Regions from separate parts of the Homo sapiens genome. Here all the other regions are linked to region 1. The links are chromatin loops, found by intact Hi-C in ENCODE. Cell type or tissue: B cell. All regions are shown on one strand. Region 1 has its middle 33 kb from the start of INHBB. Region 2 overlaps CFAP221 (cilia and flagella associated protein 221). Region 3 has its middle 23 kb from the start of TMEM177. Region 4 has its middle 17 kb from the start of TMEM185B. Region 5 has its middle 5.5 kb from the start of TMEM185B.

Region 1 (4,000 bases):
GTGTTCTTCAAAAAATATGGCACGAAATACTAGTTCTTAGAAATGCAAATTGGTTTTTCAGGAAACAAGGGTTTTATGACTGAATGTGCTCATGGAACATTGCATGTTCATGTTAGAGTCCTCCTTTCTGGAGGTTCAAAGCCCTTATTAGGACACTTTATTTTTAATCCAATATTTTCTGGGCTTATTTGAATAGGAAACACTTTTTTTTAAATTAAAAAAGTTGAGAACAAAACACTTATTCATATACTACAGGTCAAAACAATCTTTGGCAAATGCTACACATGTGCACAGATATGGTTTCTTTTGAAAGTTTATGTTAGCTCTGGAAGACCCTAGAGCTCCTTGGCTGCTGCCTGAACCCTGTGACCCGATTCCTTTAAAATTACACTTTTTGGCTGGGCGTGGTGGCTGATGCCTGTAATCTCAGCACTTTGGGAGGCAGAGGTGGGAGGATCACTTGAGCTCAGGAGTTTGAGACCAGCCTAGGCAACATGATGAGACCCTGTCTCTATTAAAAAACAATAACTAGAAAAATTAGACATCTTTTTTTTTTTTTTTTGAGATGGAGTCTTGCTCTGTCGCCCAGGCTGGAGTGCAGTGGCACAATCTCAGCTCACTGCAATCTCTGCCTCCCAGGTTTAAGGAATTCTCAGCTTCAGCCTCCTGAATAGCTGGGATTTCAGGGACGTGCCACCACGCCCAGCTAATTTTTTTGTATTTTTAGTAGAGATGAAGTTTCACCATCTTGGCCAGGCTGGTCTTGAACTCCTGACCTCGTGATCCACCTGCCTCGGCCTCCCAAAGTACTGGGATTACAGGCGTGAGCCACCGCGCTCAGCCGAAAAATTAGCCTTCTTTTTAAAAAGCATGCTGCTTTAATAAACTTATCATTTCCTATGTTTTTTCGTGGTTTGTTTGGAAATTAGCAACTAGCTTTCCTCTTCTGGTTCATCATTGATTAGCCATAAACGGATCCAGAGATTCCTATTGGAACCTGTTTGGGGCCCTCTAGCTCTTCCTCTGCCCACCTACAGGAAGAAGCCTCACAGGTGACTCCACTGTGGACTTGCAGACCCTGGCCCTAAGGGTTCATTCACCATCCCTGATGCTGGGGCGGGGCTGCTCTGAGCTCTGGTTATCTTGTGTACTTGATGACCATGTACAAACTTATGCTCCCCGCCATGATTTCTTTCTAAAGTTATCCGAGAAAGAAATTCTTTTTTTCTTTTCTTTCTTTTCTTTTCTTTTTTTTTTTAGATAGACTTTCGCTCTTGTTGCCCAGGCTGGAGTGCAGTGGTGCGATCTTGGCTCACTGCAACCTCCGCCTTGTGGGTTCAAGCAATTCTCCCGCCTCAGCCTCCCAAGTAGCTGGGATTATAGTAGGCGTGTATCACCACACCCGGCTGATTTTTTTGTATTTTTAGTAGAGATGGAGTTTCACTATGTTGGTCAGACTGGTCTCGAACTCCTGACCTCAGGTGATCCACACACCTCGGCCTCCCAAAGTGCTGGGATTACAGGTATGAGCCATCACGCCCGGATGAGAAGGAAATTCTATCAACGAGGATGTGTGTTAAAAAGTGTCAGAAAACATGAGTTTGAAAAAAGACTTATCACACAGCCAATGCTTTATGTCTCCCTCTTCAGTTTACGTCTGTTTCCTGATAATAATAACAAAACAGTCCTAACAACGTCTGAAGATTGCATTATCTTTTCAGAATCCTTTCACATCCCCTGGCAACCCTAGCTGCTGGACAGGGAGGGTGTCAGCATTGCTTCTTGGTACGTGGGTCCCTGGGCGCAGCGACCTAGCACAGCAGGCGGTGAAGTTAGTTGCGCAGTGAATGGTGCCGGTCTCCGCGTTCTCAGGACTGCTCCGGTTGGGAGATGGAGAGAGGCGAATCAGGACTACGTGGCGCCTCAGGTTCTGGAGGGTTCCTCTACCTCCTCCCTTCCTCCCATTCTCCGCACTTAAAATGAGACACGGATTCCTTCCCGACCACATACGGGGGGCTTCCCCCAGCATGAAACTTTCAGGTGCTTCTTATAGCTCCCACTCCATTTCACTTTTATGTGTAAAGGGTAGTTGCATATAAAAATGACATTTTAATATCGTAAGTCCCCAGCGGCACCAAAGCTCAAGCTGCCCTTTTTGGTAAACACCTAGCTCCGCCTAGTGGCCACGGGAAAGTGCGTTTTCCCGAGAAAACGCTGCGTGGCTGGCCTGCCCCGCTCTCGGCGGAGGGAGCTCTGGTAACGCTTTGTAAACTGACTCGGCGAGGAGAGCACCTGCCTGAATCACTCCCTTGAAAAAGGCCCAAGTGCAGTTGTTTCCTTTAATGACCTGCGCTATTACAGGCTTTGGATTTTGTGTGTGCGCCAAGAAGAAGGGTAAACAACACACAAACTCTTGAAGGGAAGGTTTCCTTCGGAGAGCGGGGCAGACAACATAAGCCGCACTGTTTGTGAGGGCCGGTGGTTTCGCTTTTATGGCATCAATCAGTTTGTATTGTAATTGATAGGAATCCTGTTCCCACACTGAGTTTTGTTTACTGAGAAAAGATTTGGAGAGTAAAGGGAGGCCCCAGCCCTTAGCCGGAATCCCAGCCAACTCTTCCTCCAGATGAAACAGAAGCAGGAGGACCCCACAGCCAGGCGGAGCCACGCCCGCCCCGAGGAGCACCGGGCTCCATCGCCTTCCCCCAGATTGCAGCGGACCTTGATTTCAAGAAACATTCCCGCCGTGTCAACAGCAGCCCTGTGCAGCGGCTGCCCCGGGCCCCACCCGCTGTGAACCGACGCAATGGCCTTCACTTCAAGGACTGCCCTCTCACACCCGAGCAAGCTGACCTCAGAGGTCTGGGGCAGCCGGGCAGGGGACGCACCACTCTCACCCGCGGGCAGTCCTCTGGGTGGGTTCTGACCGTGACCTGTGAGCTGGACCACGGGACACTTTTGGCATATTCTGCTTGGGTGCGTGGCAGGTCGTGGTGACCATCTTGTCTTACGCGTCATTTTGTCCTTCTACATTGTTCCAGCCACGTGTGTCTGACCTAGAGCTGTGGTGTGGGGAGACTGTCTCTGACTGCGGGGGTTGTGGAGTCTGGGAAATGGGCTCACCTTCCAGACCCTGTAATTCAGCTTTGCCTCCAGGAGCTCCGGACGGAGCTGGCAGCAGAAAGCCACTTGCACATAATGAAACGGTGACCATATGCTGCCTAAATCTCCACGCAGGCTTGTCGTAGCAGCTCCTTGTCACCCAGCTAACAGTAGCTGGACTCGCCTTGCCATAGATGTTCACACCTCTCCCCTCCTGTCCTGTGCCTTTCCTTCTGCGCTCCCGAAATCACAGATCCTTGGTCTGTGCGGGGAAAGACATCTTTGGGCTTCTGCTCTTCATGGATGCGGGTGCTGTGTCAGCCTCCCCCGGCCCTCCTTCCCTCCCCAGCCTCCTCCTTCCCCACCTGTATGCGGTGGGTCCCTGGAAGAGCTCCAAAGCACTTTCTTTCATCCCTCGACTGAGGTTTTATTTTTAATTAGAAAGCCAAGCACACTTTTAACAGCCACAGCCAGACTGAGCAAGCTCTTCTGAAGCAGCGCAAAGGTGGAAGCCTGTGCTGCTGATGTGGCTGGGCTCACGGAAGATGACGGGCTTCCTGCCAGCTTGCACTAGCCTTGGAGGAAACCTTTGTTGTGTAGGAGGCAAATCACCCAGGGCAGTGTTTTCCTAACTTCTTCTGTCCTTAAACAACTGACCACAATCTGTGCCTTCCTCAGGCCCAGGCTTTCCCATCTCTGTCCTGAACACTCTTCACTCCACGGGCTTCAAGGTAATTTTTTCTCCCTGGTGACATCGTCGGTGCCGCCTCCTGCCCCCGGCACACTCGTCCACACACAGAACAGCAGCTTGTTTCTCCATCACTGTGTCATTCCCTTTGAGCCATAATCCTTTCCTTCCTGCCCTCCAGCGGCTTCTGGGATGGATTCTCTCTCGCCC
Region 2 (4,000 bases), 670 kb before region 1:
AGAGAGACTCCATCTCAAAACAAAAAAAAAAAAGGAAAAAAAATCATAAATTGCCAAGATTAGCCTTCCGCAGTCTCTGTATCCAGTTCCAAAGGATCCATGGCCCTCTTGTGCCACAGGCTGGCATTCACTGTGAGACCATGGCAATCCCCACACAGAAAACAGCCCTGCTCCAGATACACAATGGGTAGATCAGAATATTGTTGGATGATGAAAGAAGAAACTTAGAGTGACTACATTTTTGCTAATTTGCTTATTTAATAGCTCTTCAAAACCATAAGATATCAAAGAAGTAGCCTGGTGCCTTTTCATTAGACTCTGCCTGGCCAATCGCTGACTCCTGAGCCCTTGAATTCGCTTCTTCAGTTCACTATCCTTATAAATACAGCTAAGTGAGTGATTGGTGAACAGATGTGACTGGTGTCCCAAAATGATTATCATCAGCTGTCAAACAAAGTTCCAATCCTCTGATCCAGAATGAGGCCCACCCCAAGGTGGCAGAGCCCTGGCATGGCTCCAAGAGTGGCCAAGAAACCTGAGCTCTGCCACCAACCAAGATCAGTAGGTGATCTTTACACACACCCCAGCTCCCACTCGGGTAACCTGGATCCTCTGACTCAGAAACTCACCAGGGAGGCTACATGACCTCCAGGAGTCATGTGACCTCAGCCATGCCCCTTGGCCAACTCTCTGGGCCCAGTCCTCTTGTCAGTAAGACAAGGGGATTGGACTTGTTGCAAAGGCCATTCTCAGCGTTGATGTTTTAATTTTAGTAAGAGTACAAGAGCTCACCCAACTTGTAGTGTACAAGTGCAGCCGTCCCATCCACCCACATCCACCCACACCTCCCCAGGTATTTGAGGAGATAGTTGGAATCTGGGTTGTGACCCCAGAACACTGAATTTGACTTCCTCCTTCATCATCTTCATTGAAGGGCTTCATTGGTAAGCTCTTCCTGAACTAAGCCAAATGCAGCTGTACGTCATCTACGTCAAGGCTTTCCCATGTGCCGTCCCCTTGGGGTCACTTCCTTAGGGCTTCTCTACTCCTCTCCTTTGCCTGAAGATTAGCATGCGGTAAACAAAAAGCACCCAGCATAGGATTTGGGACATGGCAAGAGCTCAAAAATATGCTTCTTTCCAATTATTATACTTCATCCTTTCCTCAACCACCCTATTGCCATCTGAAAACCAGCATCCTTGTTCTACATTTTTAGCATATTTCTAGAATGTCAAATCTCCAGAACTGGCGGGAACAATGGCATGGAAGAGAGAAGGAAAGCTTTGGCATGGGAGAGACCTGCCTCCATTGTACACTGGATGTATCACCAGTTCAGTCCTTGGGCGAGCTACGTACTAATGAAGCCCTTCGAGCAATAATCTCCTCCTCTCTGAGGGAGAGGCAGTGATGGCATCCTCACATTTGTGTGTGTGTGAGGATAAAAGTGCAATGATCTTGTGAAGCATCTAGCATCATGCCTGGTGCATGCTTAGTAACTCTTCTCTCACTTCTACCCTCCTTCCCCGCCCACTAAGCGGCGCAGTCACTCCATCGCCACCAGATGGCGATAGTCCGTCACCACATTGACAGACTGCCTCATTTTGCTGCGGGGTGAGGATGCTTCAGAACTGACCTATGCAGTCAGTAAACCGGGTCTGGGGTGCTGTCAGCACACTGAATAAGAAAAATGAGGAATGGTGAGAAGTGGCGACCCGCTGACCATGTCCACCCGTTGTCAGCGTGTACCGTTCTTGAGAATCAAGAAAAAGCATCCTATTTTCTTTCCAAAGCAATGTCCTTGGAAAAAAATCTCCCGAGGCTGTTCTTTCAACAAGCAGTGAGAATGCAGTTACCTTGGGCTTGAATAACCATGAATTAAACATGAACTCTCCATGAATTAAAGAAAACTCTCGAACCATGAGTTGTTACTTTCAGCTTATGTGCCTGAGTGCTCTTGTTGGGCCAGTTTGTTTCTAAATAAACTGCAGTTGCATAACAGCTCATAAAATCAAGGGAGGATTCTGTATCTATCTTCTTAGCATGGATTTCCACGGGATGTAAGACTCTAGGTCATGTTTTTATTTCTGAAAACAGGTACAAAATAAGAAGTGTAATTCCTTTTTTAAGTTCTGTCTTAGTTCGTTTGGGCAGCTATAATAAAATACCATAGATGTAATTTATGAACAACTGAAATTTATTTCTCAGTTCTGGAGACTGGGAAGTCCGAGATCAAGGTGCCAGTAGACTTGGTGTCTGGTGAGGGCCAGCTTCCTGGTTCCTACATGGTTGTCTTCTCACTGTGTCCAAACATGGCAGAAAGGGGAAGGGAGCTCTCAGGCCTTTTTTTTTTTTTTTTTTTTTTTTTTAGATGAGATATCACTATCTTCCACGCTGGAGTGCAGTGGCATAATCATAGCTCACTGCAGCTTCAAACTCCTGGGCTCAACTGATTATCCTTCCTCAACCTCCCAAGTAGCTGGGATTATAGGTGTGCATCATCATGCTCAGCCAATTTTATTTATTTATTGTAGAGATATGGTTTTGCTACATTGCCCAGGCTGGTGTTGAACTCCTGGCCTCAAGCAATCCTCCCACCTCAGCCTCCCAAAGTGCTGGGATTACAGAAGTGGAGCCACTGCACCCAGCTTCTCAGGCCTCTTTGATAGGCACTAATCCTATTCATGAGGGCTCCACCCCTATGACCTAACCCACCTCCCAAAGGCTCCATCTCCAAATACCATCACATTGGGGGTTAAGTTCTTGTTATTTTTAATGTAAATAGGGATAGGGTCTTGCTATGTTGCCCGGGCTGATCTCAAACTCCTGGCCTCAAGTGATCCTCCCACCTCGGCCTCCCAAAGTGTTGGGATTACAGGTGTGAGCCACTGCACCTGGCCTGGGAGTTATGTTTCAACGTGAATTTGGGGAGAACACAAAATTCAGTCCATAGCAACTTCCTATAAATCCATTAATGATATTCCAACTTTGCAGCCATTTTGCTTGAATAAATTAGCTCCTATTACTTACGAGGTTTGCCTTGTATCTTTTGCCCCTGACAACTGTTTGTTGTTAAACCATGCAATATAGTTAGTGTTTATTTATTCCAAGTCATTTTTGTATTCGTAATAATCGAAGCAGCTCATTTATTTCTTTACTCTTCAGTAAATTCAGAGATAACTTGTTAAATCTCTTTGGACTTCCATAAAATCAGAGAGTCAGTGACAACTGAAGAAATTATCTAACCCAATAGTTCCCAGACTTTCTGATTTCATAGATGAGTGAAATGTCCAGAAGAACTTTGGGAACTGTCTTGGCATTGTCAGGGTTTTACTTTGTCAAGTAAGGACATTAAATATATATATGATTTTTTAGATGGAGTCTCACTCTGTCACCCAGGCTGGAGTGCAGTGGCACGATCTCAGCTCACTGCAACCTCCGCCTCCCAGGTTCAAGCGATTCTCTGCCTCAGCCTCCTGAGTAGCTAGGACTACAGGCGTGGGCCACCACACCTGGCTAACTTTTTGTATTTTTAGTAGAGACAGGGTTTCACTATGTTGGCCAGGTTGGTCTCGAACTCCTGACCTCAAGCAATCCGCCCACCTCAGCCTCCCAAAGTGCTGGGATTACAGGCGTGAGCCACCGTGACTGGCCAGGACATTAAAATTAAACAAAGCAACAGCCAGAAACATTGGTTTATGCCTATAATCCCAGCACTTTGGGAGGCCAAGGCAGGAGGATCACTTGAGGTCAGGAGTTCAAGACCAGCCTGGACAACATGGTGAAACCTCGTCTCTACTAAAAATACAAAAATTAGTTAGGTATGGTGGCGGGCACCTGTAATCCCAGGTATTCAGGAGGCTGAAGCAGGAGAATCGCTTCAACCCGGGAGGCAGAGCTTGCAGTGAACCAATATTATGCCACTGCACTCCCGCCTGGGCAGTGAAACAAGACTCCATCTCAAAAGAAAATAAACAAAAATTTAAAAAATAAATAAAAGCAA
Region 3 (4,000 bases), 610 kb before region 1:
TTTAATCCTCACAACACTGCAATGGGGAGATTGTCTGCTTTGCAGATGAGAAAAATGAGACTTATGGAAAGGTTAAGGGTTAAGAACTTACCTACAGTTGCACCCACCATCGGGCCATGTTTCAAAAGGCAGCATCAACTGCAAAGGCCATGATCTTTTCTCTTTACTTCTGCCTCCCAGATTCAATGACAAGACCTGGCCTATGGTAAAATGGAAACACCATTTTGTAGGTCTCCTGGCTCCTAGGCAAGTGTCACTTCACTAAAGGCAGTTTTTCCTGCAGATTTCTGTCCTAGGAGATCCACATGGCTTTGTTTTTCTCTGCAGCTGTCCCGGCCTCTTTCATGAATAGGTAACCTTGCTTTTTCTGGCTGTTTTGAGATCTTTACATGCATGCATTTGCAATTCCCTCAGGCCAGGCCTGTGCTGGCAACCGCGATCACAGGGAGGACGCTGTCCCTAAAAGGCTCACAGCCTTCTCTTCTCTGATTCGCCACAGGTCTGACTGATCCTGGGGACAAGAGAGCCAAGGACAGAGCTGGAGGCAGGAGGGCAGGAATGTGTGGTGACCTGGTAGTTCTGAAACAGCAGGTTATTCCTCCCCCATCCCTCCCACCTCCTTTTCCCTTTATTCCTTTTTTCTCCCTATTTAAGGTGCTGTGTCCTTTGCCCCAGGGAAGAGGTATGAGAGCAGAAAGCAGAAAAAAGGAGTTGCTTCCTGGCTTTTGTTTTCCAAGCCTTCCTAGAGCCATAGGGGAACAGAAAGTTACTTGGGCTTGGACAAAAGATCTAGGAGAAAACAACAGGAGCAAAAGAGAGGAAGTTGAGCCAGGCTAAGGTTCCTGGGGCTGGGTGAAGGGAAAAAGGTGAAAAGCGGGTTCTGGGTCCTGCCTCCTAACTGAGGCCCTGGGAGGTGGCAGGACCGCGAGTGGGTTGAGGGGATTGAGAGCAGAGGGAGCCTGGCCCTCATTTCCCTAGGGGGTCGGGGGAGCCCAGTTGGGGGTGGGGTGCGGAGAGCTGAATAGAGCTCTCCTTACCTGTTCTTTCAGAAAGTCCGGTGTCCCAGCGCAGTGACAAGGCCACAGAGGGGTTCCAGTGAATCCCAGTGTAACCGCCCAATGGGTTCACCTTGCTGGCTGCCTAGACAGAGCCGGTTTATCAAGACAGGAGAACTGCAATGGAGAAAGAGGAATTCACGCAGAGCCAGCTGGGCGGGAGACCGGGAGTTTTATTATTACTGAAGTCAGTCTCTATTATTACTAAAATCAGAGTTTTTAAAGATAATTTGGCAGATAGGAAGGCTTGGGAAGTGGGGAGTGCTGATTGGTCAGATTGGAGAGGGAATCAGAGAGGATCAAAGTGAGCTTTTCTTGCTGTCTTCTGTTCCTGGGTGGGACAGCAGAACAGGTTGAGTCAGATTACCGGTCTAGTTTCTCAGCTGATCCATCCAGTGCAGGGTCTGCAGAATATCTCAAGCACGGATCTTAGGTTTTACAGTAGTGATGTTATCCTCAGGAGCAATTTGGGGAAGTTCAGACTCTTGGAGCCGGAGGCTGCATGACCCCTAAACTGTAATTTCTAATCTTGTAGCTAATTTGTTAGTCCTGCAAAGCCAGGCTGGTCCCCAGGCAAGAACTGATTTTGTTTCATAGCCAAACCATGAACTGAATTCCTTCCCAAAGTTAGTTTGGCCTATGCCCAGGAATGAACAAGGACAGCTTAAATGTTAGAAGCAAGATGGAGTCGGTTAGGTCTGATTTCTTTCACTGTCATCATTTCCTCAGTTATAATATTGCAAAGGCAGTTTCACCAATGTAACAAGTGAAGGGGTCCCACCATCAGGAATGTGGGGCCTCTCATGGGGACTCCTTGGCTGCTGGCTGCTGGCTGCTGGCTGCTGCCCAGGAACATCTCAGCAGTGAGTGAGATGGTGCTTATGAGGACAGATGACAAAGAGGATTGGTGGCTCCTATGTCTTGGCACTACATAAGAGTTCCTTTGTTCACCCACCTTGCTCTAGGACATAATCCCAGGGAAAGGGCAGGAGAGAACCCTGAAATGACTAAAATTAAGTTACTACCACTTTTTGATGGAATTGGAGTTCAAAATAAAAATGTAAAAATTAATGCAAAATAAAGTTACTTTTCTTATTCACCTGAGTCAGAGACAAGCAAAAATGCCATGGGATCAGGGGAAAAGGGCATAAAGATTGCACTGGGTGGTTGGGGAGTGTGATTGCAGAAGGCTTCCTGGAGGAGGTGAGGCTGAATTGAACATTTTAAGGTTCTTGATATGTATGCCGATTTAAATTTCCAATAGTGTCAGACCTCCTGCTCTAACCAAAACAGTCCTCTATCCCAGGGATGTCATCCCTTGGATGCTCAAAGCCCTGTGGGAACTTCTCAGGGGGCTGGTACCAGAGCCTGGGTGCATACTATCCTCAGAGTGGCCAATTCCTGTGACCGGGCAGGAGCCCGCTGGGCACTGTTTCCCGCAGATGCCCTATCTGGCCAGCAGGGGGAGCAAGCTCACCGTGGCCCAGGGCGTGGCCGGCTCAGCAGGAGCCCCCGGGAGAAGGGCCGGTGGAAGCCCAGAGAGCTAGGAGCGCCTCCTCGCTTTACTAGCCTGCTAGGGAGTGGCACCTTTGTCACCGTTAGACTTTTATCCCTCAGCCCTCAGCCCTGGGCCCAGCCCTGCATTTTCCTCTAGAACAGTTCTTTTGGGTGCTACTCCTGACTTGTAACTGGACAAAGAAAGTAGGAGTTGATGGCACATCATGGTTTCCAGGGACCTCTTGGGACAGCTGGGAGCGAGGCTGGGCCTCTGGGGTTTCTCGCCTGAACTCTCCAAGCCTGTGGCCTGTGGAGAGGCCCCATCCACTGAGTCATGTAAAATGGCAGATGTTGACAAATAATTATGGGCAAAGATGCCCATCACACTCATTGAGCAGGGGCCATTCCAAATGTCCCTTCATACTACTACTGATAATAACTTGTAGTCCCACCGTATGATGAAATGTCATTTAGCAGTTAAAAACCCTGGCGTCCAGGGATATTTAATGACATGGGATAGTGCTCACATATAATGTGGATGTTTTTCTCCATTCGTTCTTCCAGAATCATGCTCTGCCCTGCCCCGCACCCCAGGAGGTTGGTCCCATGCTCCGGATCACCCCGACTCCCTTCCCCTCTGGCTCCAAGCTGGATTCAGCCCACAGGAGACACCAGCAGAAGATGGAAGGCTGGGAGGAGAGGCTGGGATCTGTCTCCTCCACTCTCTGCCTGTCTCAGGGCCTCCAGGACTGCAGCTTCCACTGGGCAGCCTCCCCTTGATCCTAAGGGTGGTAACAGCTTCCTGCTATTGCCAGCTGCTGGGTGCCTCAACATCCTTTGTTGGTTTCCTTAAACTTGTCCACATCTCTGTAAATCATCCTTTACTAAATAGCCCTTCATCTGAAGCATCAGTATGAATGCCATTCCTGCCAGGACTCTGACCAATGCACATGGTAAGTGAAAAGAGAAAAATACAGAACTTTGTATTTAAAAAAAGGCAGATACTTTATCTGTATTATTTCACTAAACCCTCACAGCAATGCAGTGGAATGCAGCCGAAAGGAGTGTTGACACCAGATTCAAATTTAGAAAGCATTTGAAAGCATGGTCTAATAATGTCTCCATGGAAGAGGAAGAACATGCTGACAAAGGAAGTGAAGAAGGTACTCTAGACATTTATTCCATTTAGAAGCTGCCATAAGTTACTACCAGATTGTATTTTTTTAATGCATAATATTTTAACTCTTAAGAATGTACTTCTGGGCCAGGCATGTTGTCTCACGCCTGTAATCCCAGCAGTTTGGGAGGCTGAGGTGGGTGGATCACGAGGTCAGGAGATTGAGACCATCCTGGCCAACATGGTGAAACCCCGTCTGTACTAAAAATACAAAAATTAGCTGGGCGTGGTAGCGCATGGCTGTAATCCCAGCTACTTGGGAGGCTGAGGC
Region 4 (4,000 bases), 110 kb before region 1:
ACTTCTGGGATGAGAGGGCCACTGGGAAACGAAGGTGCTCGGCCTGCGAGGGTGACAGTTTGTGTCTGCTCTAGAGAGGGTGGAAGGCAAAGATGTAGCCCCAGGGCTTGAGGGCAGCCAGGACCTGCCGCTGGGGGAGCTAAGGAGCCTCAGGCCACCCTGGGCTGGAGAGCCCAGGAGTTCTCAGCCATGGCTAACAGGTGGGTGACACGTTCTGGAGGACTGGGTTGTGCTGTCCAGGCCAGGCTCCTGCTGGTCAGAGGGCCAGCTCCGCTCATGGCCCCAGCCACAGCTCCCTCTGGCTGAAAAGGTGTATGTCCCTCTGGCAGAGACTGCACTGTCCAGGGAGAGGGAAGGTCTGGGCCATGCCAAGAAGGCACTGGGCTTTGTCTGCTGTGGGTGTGGAGCAGAGCTTTCTATTTCTGGCTGGCCTCTTGGGGGTAGAAGCAGTGAGCCCCAGGGTCCAGAGCCATGCTGGCTACAGCTCTGCACCCTCTGACCCCAGCCATGGGATGAGGTCCCCTGGTTGTGCCCAGCATGTATGTGTCCATGGTCCAGCAAGCACAGTGGCTCTGGCTGGCCTTTGTCTATCTCTGTGGCCTTGGAAACTTTGCCCTTCTACTGCCACTCCCAGCAGCTGCCCTGCTGTGGCTGCCCAGCCCAACTTCTCTGCCAAGGGGCTTCCGGGTGCTTCTCACTGCACCCATGCCGCGGCTGGCCACCAACTTCCCTTCTCTATGCTCCAGAGTCTCCACCTTTATCCCCTTTGGACAATCCAGAAGCTGGCTCAGGAGGATGGGCAGACACACTCATTCACCCATCCATTTTTTTCTTACATTTACAATATGCCAGGCCTATCAGGGACCCAGGGAAAACCAGCGCAGCCCAACCCTCAAGGAAGTCACAGTCCTGTGATGGAATCAGACGTAGAAACAGACCGTGCTGAGGCCGCAGGGTAAGGGCTATGACATGGAAGCCAGGGACTCCCCCGCCACCCATCCATCCCCATGAGATTGGAGGTGTCAAGGAAAGCCTCCTGAAGGAGGTGGCACTGTAACTAAGACTTGAAGGAAGAGCAGGAATTTTACCATCAGCTACAGACCTTCATAGAACCCCAAACAGAGAGATGGACTAGGGTGAGGACTGCAAGTTTAGCTTGGTCCTTGAAGGCATGGCCAGATTCTGGAAGCTGCCAGCATTCACAAAGGGGAGAGGCTGCTGAGAACCCCACGGAGGAAGAGTTCAGAGGGCATCTCCTCCCTCTGCTAACAGAAGCTCCCACTGCCACTGGCACCGAGTGGTGCTGGGGATGTATGTGATGGCGTTTTTCCATTCTGGTGCTTCCAGAGCTTCTGTGGACACGCTGCCGTCAGTCACTGACTCTCGGGGAAGGGACCAGTCGGGGGGTTTCTGGGTCAGCTGTGCATTCCTCTGTCAGGCAAGCCTCCCGCTCAGCGCTCTGTGACCCCACACTGCCATGAGGGATTCTTGGTAGCAGAAGGACCCTGGTCACCCTGCCCCGAAGTCTGGGAGAGAAGTCCTGAGAGGCAGCAGGGAGGCTCCCAGATGACCCTGGAGGGCAGTGGCTGTTCCAGTGGCTGAGAAAGTGTCCTCAGGCTGGCAGGAATCCTCCTGCTTTGGATTTAGGCCCGCTCATACTGGGCTAAGGTAGGGCTGATAGTGGGCAGGTTCTAGGGCAGCTGCCCTGTGACCCTTATTGCTGGGGTTGAATTGTGTTCCCTCCCCACCCCCAACAAAAGATGTATCCAAGTCCAGCCCCTGATACTTACATTTGTAACCTTGTTTGGAAATGGGGTCTTTATTGATATAATCAAGGTAAAATGAGGTCATACTGGATTCGTTTGGGCCCTACTTTAGAGACTGGTGTCTTTATAGGAGGAAGATTTGGACACAAATGCAGACATATGGGGGGAGAAGGCCATGTGAGGATGGAGGCAGAGATTGGAGTGTTGCAGCCACAAGGCAAGAATGACAAGGATTGCCAGAAGCCACCACAAACGAGGAGAGAGTGGGAGAGGATCCTCGTCCAGGGCCTGACAAGGAAGCAGGGCCTTGCTGACACCTTGATATTGGACTTTTACCCTCCAGAACTGTGGGAGAACAAACCTGTGTTCAGTCACCCAGTTTATGGTATTGCTGTGGCCGCTACAGGAGACCAACACACTGTATCCCTCCCTGGGTGAACTGCCTTTGGCTTGTGCCTCTGTCCCTTGTCCTAGCAGCCAGGGGTTGGGGGTGTGTCTATCAGTGAGTCACCTGGGGGCCCACACCCAGTGCTTGCTTCCCTTGCTTAGGAATCATTTGTTGATCACCTACCAGGCACCAGGCACAGTGGGGTTATAAACAGGCAGGGCCCAGCTGACACTCAGGCTCGGGGAGGAGAGCATGAGAAACCCAGTGATGTCTGTGGCCCACCCAGGGCAAGCCACTTGGGGGCGCCTGTGAGCAAGTGCAGGGATGCTCTGACCCACGGCATCATGGACCACCAGCGTGGCTGCACGCTGAGGGCGGGCACAGCTGCAGGGGATGCCTGTAAGGCTGGCAGGGGGAGCTTGGTGGGAAACCCTTGGGGTACTCCAGCCCCACTCAGGAACACTGGAGTTCAGCCTGGCTCCTCTGTGTCTCAGGCCGTCTTTGCTCACAATGGTGACCACGCTGGTGATTTCACAAAGTTCACCCCCCAAAGATGACCCTGGGAGAGGTCAGTGGCCTGTCCTGGGTCGCACAGCTCCCCTGTGGGTATTTAAACCCAGGCCTCATCCCCTGAGCAGAGAGCTCTTTTTCCCGGGACCTTTGCTGTCAAGGTGTGTTCTGGCTCTGGCTCTAGGATGGTGCCAGTGCATTCTGATAGCCACATCTGTGTGATTTCAAAGTGCCAGAGTGAATGGAGGGGAACAGCCAGTCTGCACCAGAGAACCGTACACCCTAGATTCTCTCACTCTGAAAGTGCTGACAACCATGGCAGCCACTTCCTCCAGAGCCGAAACAAGCCCCATGGCTGGACCTGGGAGCAGTCTTTGTTGGGGCAGGGGGCCACTGCCCACAGGGCTTGTAAGAATCTGAGGCTGCTCAGGGTGGGCTCAGGTTCCAGGTGACACCACACAGGAAGTAATAGGGCCTATGGGGAGACCCCCTTTCAGCTATTGAATGTGGGCTGTGACCAGGCGTAGTGGCTCATGCCTGTAATCCCAGCACTTTGGGAGGCCGAGGTGGGAGGATCACTTGAGCCTGGGAGTTCAAGACTAGCCTGGGCAACATAGGAAGATCCCGTCTCTACTGAAAATTAATACAAAAGAATAAAAAAAAAAAATGAATGCAGGCTGTCACCAGGGGGGCTGGCTGTGTTAGGCGCAGTGCAGGGGGAGAGGAAAGCCCTGCTGTGAGCGGAAGGGGAAGCCTGAGGCAAGGACCGAGGGCCCGGGGGCCTGGGGCGGGGCTGCTGCTGCCCTCTGTCCTCCTGGAGGTGGTCCCTCTGGAGGCCCCTTTGCCTCCCCACCAGGAAGTGCTCCTGAATTGTCCCCCGCCTCAGCACCTGGGTCACATCTCAGTCTCAGCTTGTGCTAAATTCCTCATTCTTCCTACCCTGCCCCCTCCACCTTATTAGATCCGCCACACACGTGGCTCAGACCTTCTTCCTCTGTGTGCTCACTGGCCCTGGAGCAGTCTTAGAAATTACCCTCCTGAATATAAAAGTTAGACATGCTCATTGTAGAAAAATGGTTCAATACAGAAAAGTCGAAAAATAAAGCACCGGTGTCACTTTGGCTTATTTTCTTCCAGACTTCTCTTTCCCACACACCTTAACAGAGTGTTTCAGGCCGCATTTCCCTCTTAGCCCCTGTCTTGCCTCCCCCAGCTCCACTTAGTATAATATTGAGTTTTCTTGGACTCAGTATTCAAAGAATTTACTCAATATTCAATATTCAAAGAATTTACCAAATTCTGTGTAAAACATCTTTTTAAAAGACTGCCTAGGCAG
Region 5 (4,000 bases), 84 kb before region 1:
CTCCACAGCAGACCAGGGTGACAGTGACACCTGGGCATGGTCCCAGTCAGAGCAGCTGGAAGCTGGTGGGAGTTAAGTTTTCCCTGTAGCCCTCTGGCTGCAGGACATGGGATGCCTTTGCTGAATGTCCTCTGAGGGGCTGGCTTGGGACAGGGGGATGACCTGCGCAGAAAGCCCAGGGAAAATTTCCCTTTTGGCCGGATTTGTGGATTTGCTCATATCAACTTCTTCACAAGGAATCCACAGCCCACCTGGCCCTTGTGCCAGCCTCATTGCCCACCATTACCCCTTGGCCCCAGTCTCTAAATGAAGAGCACGCTGTCACCTCTACAATAGCCTCCTCCCATCTCCCTGCCCCCCCCCACTGCCAGCACACACATACCAGTGCAGTAGTATGCCCGTGGGCATGGACTTGAGTCACCCCAGCCCAGGTGCGAGTCCAGACTCTGTGAACTTGACAGATGACTTAGTTTCCAGCCCCGATCTGTGAAATGGAGATAACCTCCCAAAACTGTGACAGCAAAAGGAAACAATGTAGGAAACCTACAATGCCTCCATTATTTCCCCCCAGTGGTGGCTGTTAACTGCCTCTCAGCAGCAGATTGTGTGTCCCCTCCCTCGGGTCCCACAGGGTATCATCCTGTTTGCTCATCTGACTCTCTGGACTCCCTGTGACTTTCTCAAGGACAGGGACCCATCTCTTATCTCTGTTAGCAGTTTCCAGCACAGGCTCGTACATGGTAAGTGAATCTGGAAAGTGCATGCGGGCAGGAAGACAGGAGCTGATGTGACATCTCCTGTGGGCTGAGCAGCGAGCACGGGAACCTTCCTGAGACAAAGCAGCTTGTCTGAAGCTCACAGGTCCCAGTGTTACAGGGAGGTGCTGACAGTTCCCAGTGTTACAGGGAGGTGCTGCTGGGCTCGCATGAGGACCTCCTGGAGCGTGACAGCCCCTCACGCTCGCACGTGGCTTAATATTTCAAAGCACGATATCATCTGGAGCTGACTTCAGAGACAGAGGTGGCAAAGCACTAACCTCATTTGACAGATGGGGAAACAGGCCCAAGACCCACAACCATGGTTCTCTGCTAACTCTGCAGCTGCATACTTTCCACAGGGCCCTGCTGTTGGCCAGGTGGGCGTCCCTGCCCTGTTTATCAGCTCAGTCCAGTGAGAATGGCTCCCTGAAGAGCCAGACTCTGGCTGGGACCCCTTGAGACTTAGGCTCCTGTTTTAGCAGCTTTTTCCTTCCTTAACCCGTGTATTCATTTAACAAATACATATCAAGCATCTTCCCTGTGCCCCAGGTCCTTGTCCTGGATACACATGTAGCAATGAACTCTTCAGGTGGCTTCTCCTGTGCTGGTCCCTTCTCAGTTCAGGTGTCACCTCCTTCAGGGTCACCTCCTTGACTACCCCACCCAAAGTCATTCTCTCACTTGCGTCTCCTTATTTCTCCTTTTTTTATATGGTCACTTTAGAAAAAGCTGGAAAACGCAGACTCGTTTAAAGAAAGAAAATGCTGTAGTCTTAGCACCTACAGAAGATCACTGTGAACATTTTACTGTGTTTTTCCTTCCAGTCGGTCTACTCGGCAAAGAGATGTCATCCTCCACATACCCATTTGATTCTGCTTTTTTACTTATGGTTAATTCTAAAACTCACTTCACATTTTAACGTCTCTGGATCTTGCACTGTACAGTGGCTGATGTTTTACAGGCACTGTCAGCTGGTGTTAACATTCAGTTCTTTCTAGAGGTGGTTGTATTTGTTTCTGCCAGTCACCTGGGGGCACTGCCAACTTGACATAACCTTAAACTTAAATTCAGTTACAGCATTTGCTTGAGGTGTTTCCAGACCATATGTTTGTGCAAATTCAGACTCAAACCAGCATGAGTACTGGCTTGTGCACGTCCTCAGGGGCAGTTTTGTTCCCTCCCTGCATCCGGGTCCATGGCTGGGACACTGGCTCTTTCTGCCTGACGAGGCTGTTTATCATTCTCCTCCCACCAAAGAAATAGCCCTTTAGGATCCCAGCTTTACTTAGACGTCCCTTATTAAATAACCATTCTGGGTATTTTTTTCTTCCTTAAAGGTACGTGAAATGGTGGTGTGTTCTCTAATCAACAGTGTCTTAAATGTGATGAAATGCCATAGATAGAAACACTTCTCAGATTTCCATAAACATGTGAGCATGTTTTCAGTGGCCCCACAATATTACATTAAGGGTAGTGCAATACTTTACTCACCCATTGCATTGTGTATTTGAGTTAGTTTCATTCTTTTATGAAATGAAGGGACTGCGCTCTATCTTACGGCTTCTTTGCATCCAGATTGTTTTTAAGGGTAGATTCTCAGACACAGACATGCCATGGTGAAGGAATGAATACAGTAGTCCCCCCTTATCTGAGGTTTATCTTTCCAAGTTTTCATTTACCTGCAGTACACCGAGGTTTGAAAATATTAAATGGAAAATTCCAGAAATAACTCCTAAATTTTAAATGACACTCTGTTCTGAGTAGCGTGACAAAATCTTGCTCCATCTAGCCTGGGACGTGACCCCTCTCTTTGTCCAGCATCTTCACACCGGGCGTGCTCCCTGGGCGATCACATCAGCTGCCGCCAGATCACTGTCCCTCTGTTCAGGTCACCCGTGTTTGACTTAATAATGGCTCCAAAGCACAAGAGTACTGTGCCTAATTTACAAATTAAACTCTATCGTAGGTGTGTATGCACAGGGAAATACATAGTGTGTATAGGGGTTTGGTACTATCTGCGGCTTTGGGCATCTACTGGGGGTCTTGGAACATATCCCCTATGGATAAGGGGGGACAACTTCATTCTAAAGACCCTTGACACATAAAGCCTAGTGTGTCTTTTTTTTTCCTTTTTTTTTTTTTTTTTTTTTTTAGATGGAGTCACTCTGTCACCCAGGCTGGAGTGCAGTGGACTGATCTCGGCTCACTGCAATCTCCACTTCCTGAGTTCAAGCAATTCTCCTGCCTCAGCCTCCTGAGTAGCTGGGTGGTACAGGTGCACCACTATGCCTAGCTAATTTTTGTATTTTTAGTAGAGATGGGGTTTCACCATCTTAGCCAGGTTGGTCTCAAACTCCTGACCTCAGGTCATCTGTCAGCCTTGGCCTCCCAAAGTGCTGGGATTCCAGGCGTGAGCCACTGTGCCCAGCCTTTTATTCTGTTTTCTGTGTTATCTTTGAGGAAATGGAGTCAGTGCCACCCCGAGTTGTGGTGTGAGTCTGCTTGTATTGATAGCAGCTGGCAGAGCTTATTTAGAAAACTCCACAGGGTTGAAGAATTAAAGAGGCTGAAATCAAAGGTAGACTCAAGTATAGGGCTGTATAATATTAAAAGTCAACTAAAAACAGGGCTAGTGTTGACATGTTTGTGAGTGTGCAAATGCAGAAGTCAGGGTTTTCCGCGTCAGATCACAGCCTTCAAATGTTATGAACAACACAGTGAGCATTGGGATCATTTAATTTGAGGCATTCACATATAATTAAATATAATTAATTCAAACTAATATTTTGTGGAGGTGAGTGGGAAGCTTCCTGAATTATGGAATTAGGCAATCCAGGTATCAATTGTACTTAAGTTGACATTACTAAAATATTTTCAAAAGTTTTCATGTACAATTTAAGTTTTTTCCCCAGTCTTATTTGCACTCTTAATTTACTCAGCAAAACATTTTTTTCTTGGACAAAGGTCATTCCCAGCCCGGCTCTCACCTGGCTTTGTCATAAATTCCAAGAGAGTGTGATGTGGACAAATGATGTGCTTCCTGCGTCAGAAACAGACGTTTGTAAAATTGTAATCCTAATTTCACTCTGGGTTGCCTTTCATTCTTCCATTGCCAGGTGCAAAGCAGCAAAAAAGTAAAATAAAATAAATGCCTCTGCACGCCACTGAGAGCCAGGCCCTGGAGTTACCCCATGAACAGTGTGGGGCTCCTGACTTAAAGGGGCATCCAGCAGTATAGCAGG

Evidence for each region. A loop is a pair of places that touch in the nucleus more often than their neighbours do. Peaks named below come from ENCODE experiments on the same cell type or tissue, not always from the same donor. Only the 100,000 strongest peaks of a DNase experiment are listed, where the experiment ranks them.
Region 2: it touches region 1 in a loop (14-fold over the local background); 9 of 110 quality-filtered maps call a loop at or near these places.
Region 3: a loop joins it to region 1, with 31 times the contacts of the local background. A loop is called at or near these places in 24 of 110 quality-filtered maps.
Region 4: it touches region 1 in a loop (23-fold over the local background); 19 of 110 quality-filtered maps call a loop at or near these places.
Region 5: a loop joins it to region 1, with 12 times the contacts of the local background. A loop is called at or near these places in 44 of 110 quality-filtered maps.

The regions. Positions count from the first base shown.
Region 1 is chr2:120,311,166-120,315,165 of GRCh38, forward strand. No RefSeq gene overlaps it. Among named protein-coding and RNA genes, the nearest start is that of INHBB, 33 kb to the right of the region's middle. RefSeq lists an enhancer at 2,250-2,773. In B cell, CTCF peaks have their summits at 2,197 (motif pointing left) and 2,396; a DNase peak (open chromatin) is centred at 2,176; H3K4me3 peaks cover 865 bases; H3K27ac peaks cover 445 bases; H3K27me3 peaks cover 1,574 bases.
Region 2 is chr2:119,640,194-119,644,193 of GRCh38, forward strand. The region is part of intron 21 of CFAP221 (cilia and flagella associated protein 221); the gene reads left to right. Among named protein-coding and RNA genes, the nearest start is that of TMEM177, 37 kb to the right of the region's middle. In B cell, CTCF peaks have their summits at 1,586 (motif pointing right) and 1,799; a DNase peak (open chromatin) is centred at 1,568.
Region 3 is chr2:119,700,504-119,704,503 of GRCh38, forward strand. It overlaps a transcript of TMEM177 not described here. Among named protein-coding and RNA genes, the nearest start is that of TMEM177, 23 kb to the left of the region's middle. RefSeq lists enhancers at 1-904, 158-763, 764-1,370, 1,371-1,976, 2,584-3,188. In B cell, CTCF peaks have their summits at 2,484 (motif pointing right) and 2,684; a DNase peak (open chromatin) is centred at 2,528; H3K27me3 peaks cover 1,014 bases.
Region 4 is chr2:120,203,987-120,207,986 of GRCh38, forward strand. No RefSeq gene overlaps it. Among named protein-coding and RNA genes, the nearest start is that of TMEM185B, 17 kb to the right of the region's middle. In B cell, no CTCF peak of the experiment used is centred here; a DNase peak (open chromatin) is centred at 2,445.
Region 5 is chr2:120,226,929-120,230,928 of GRCh38, forward strand. No RefSeq gene overlaps it. Among named protein-coding and RNA genes, the nearest start is that of TMEM185B, 5.5 kb to the left of the region's middle. In B cell, no CTCF peak of the experiment used is centred here; no DNase peak of the experiment used is centred here.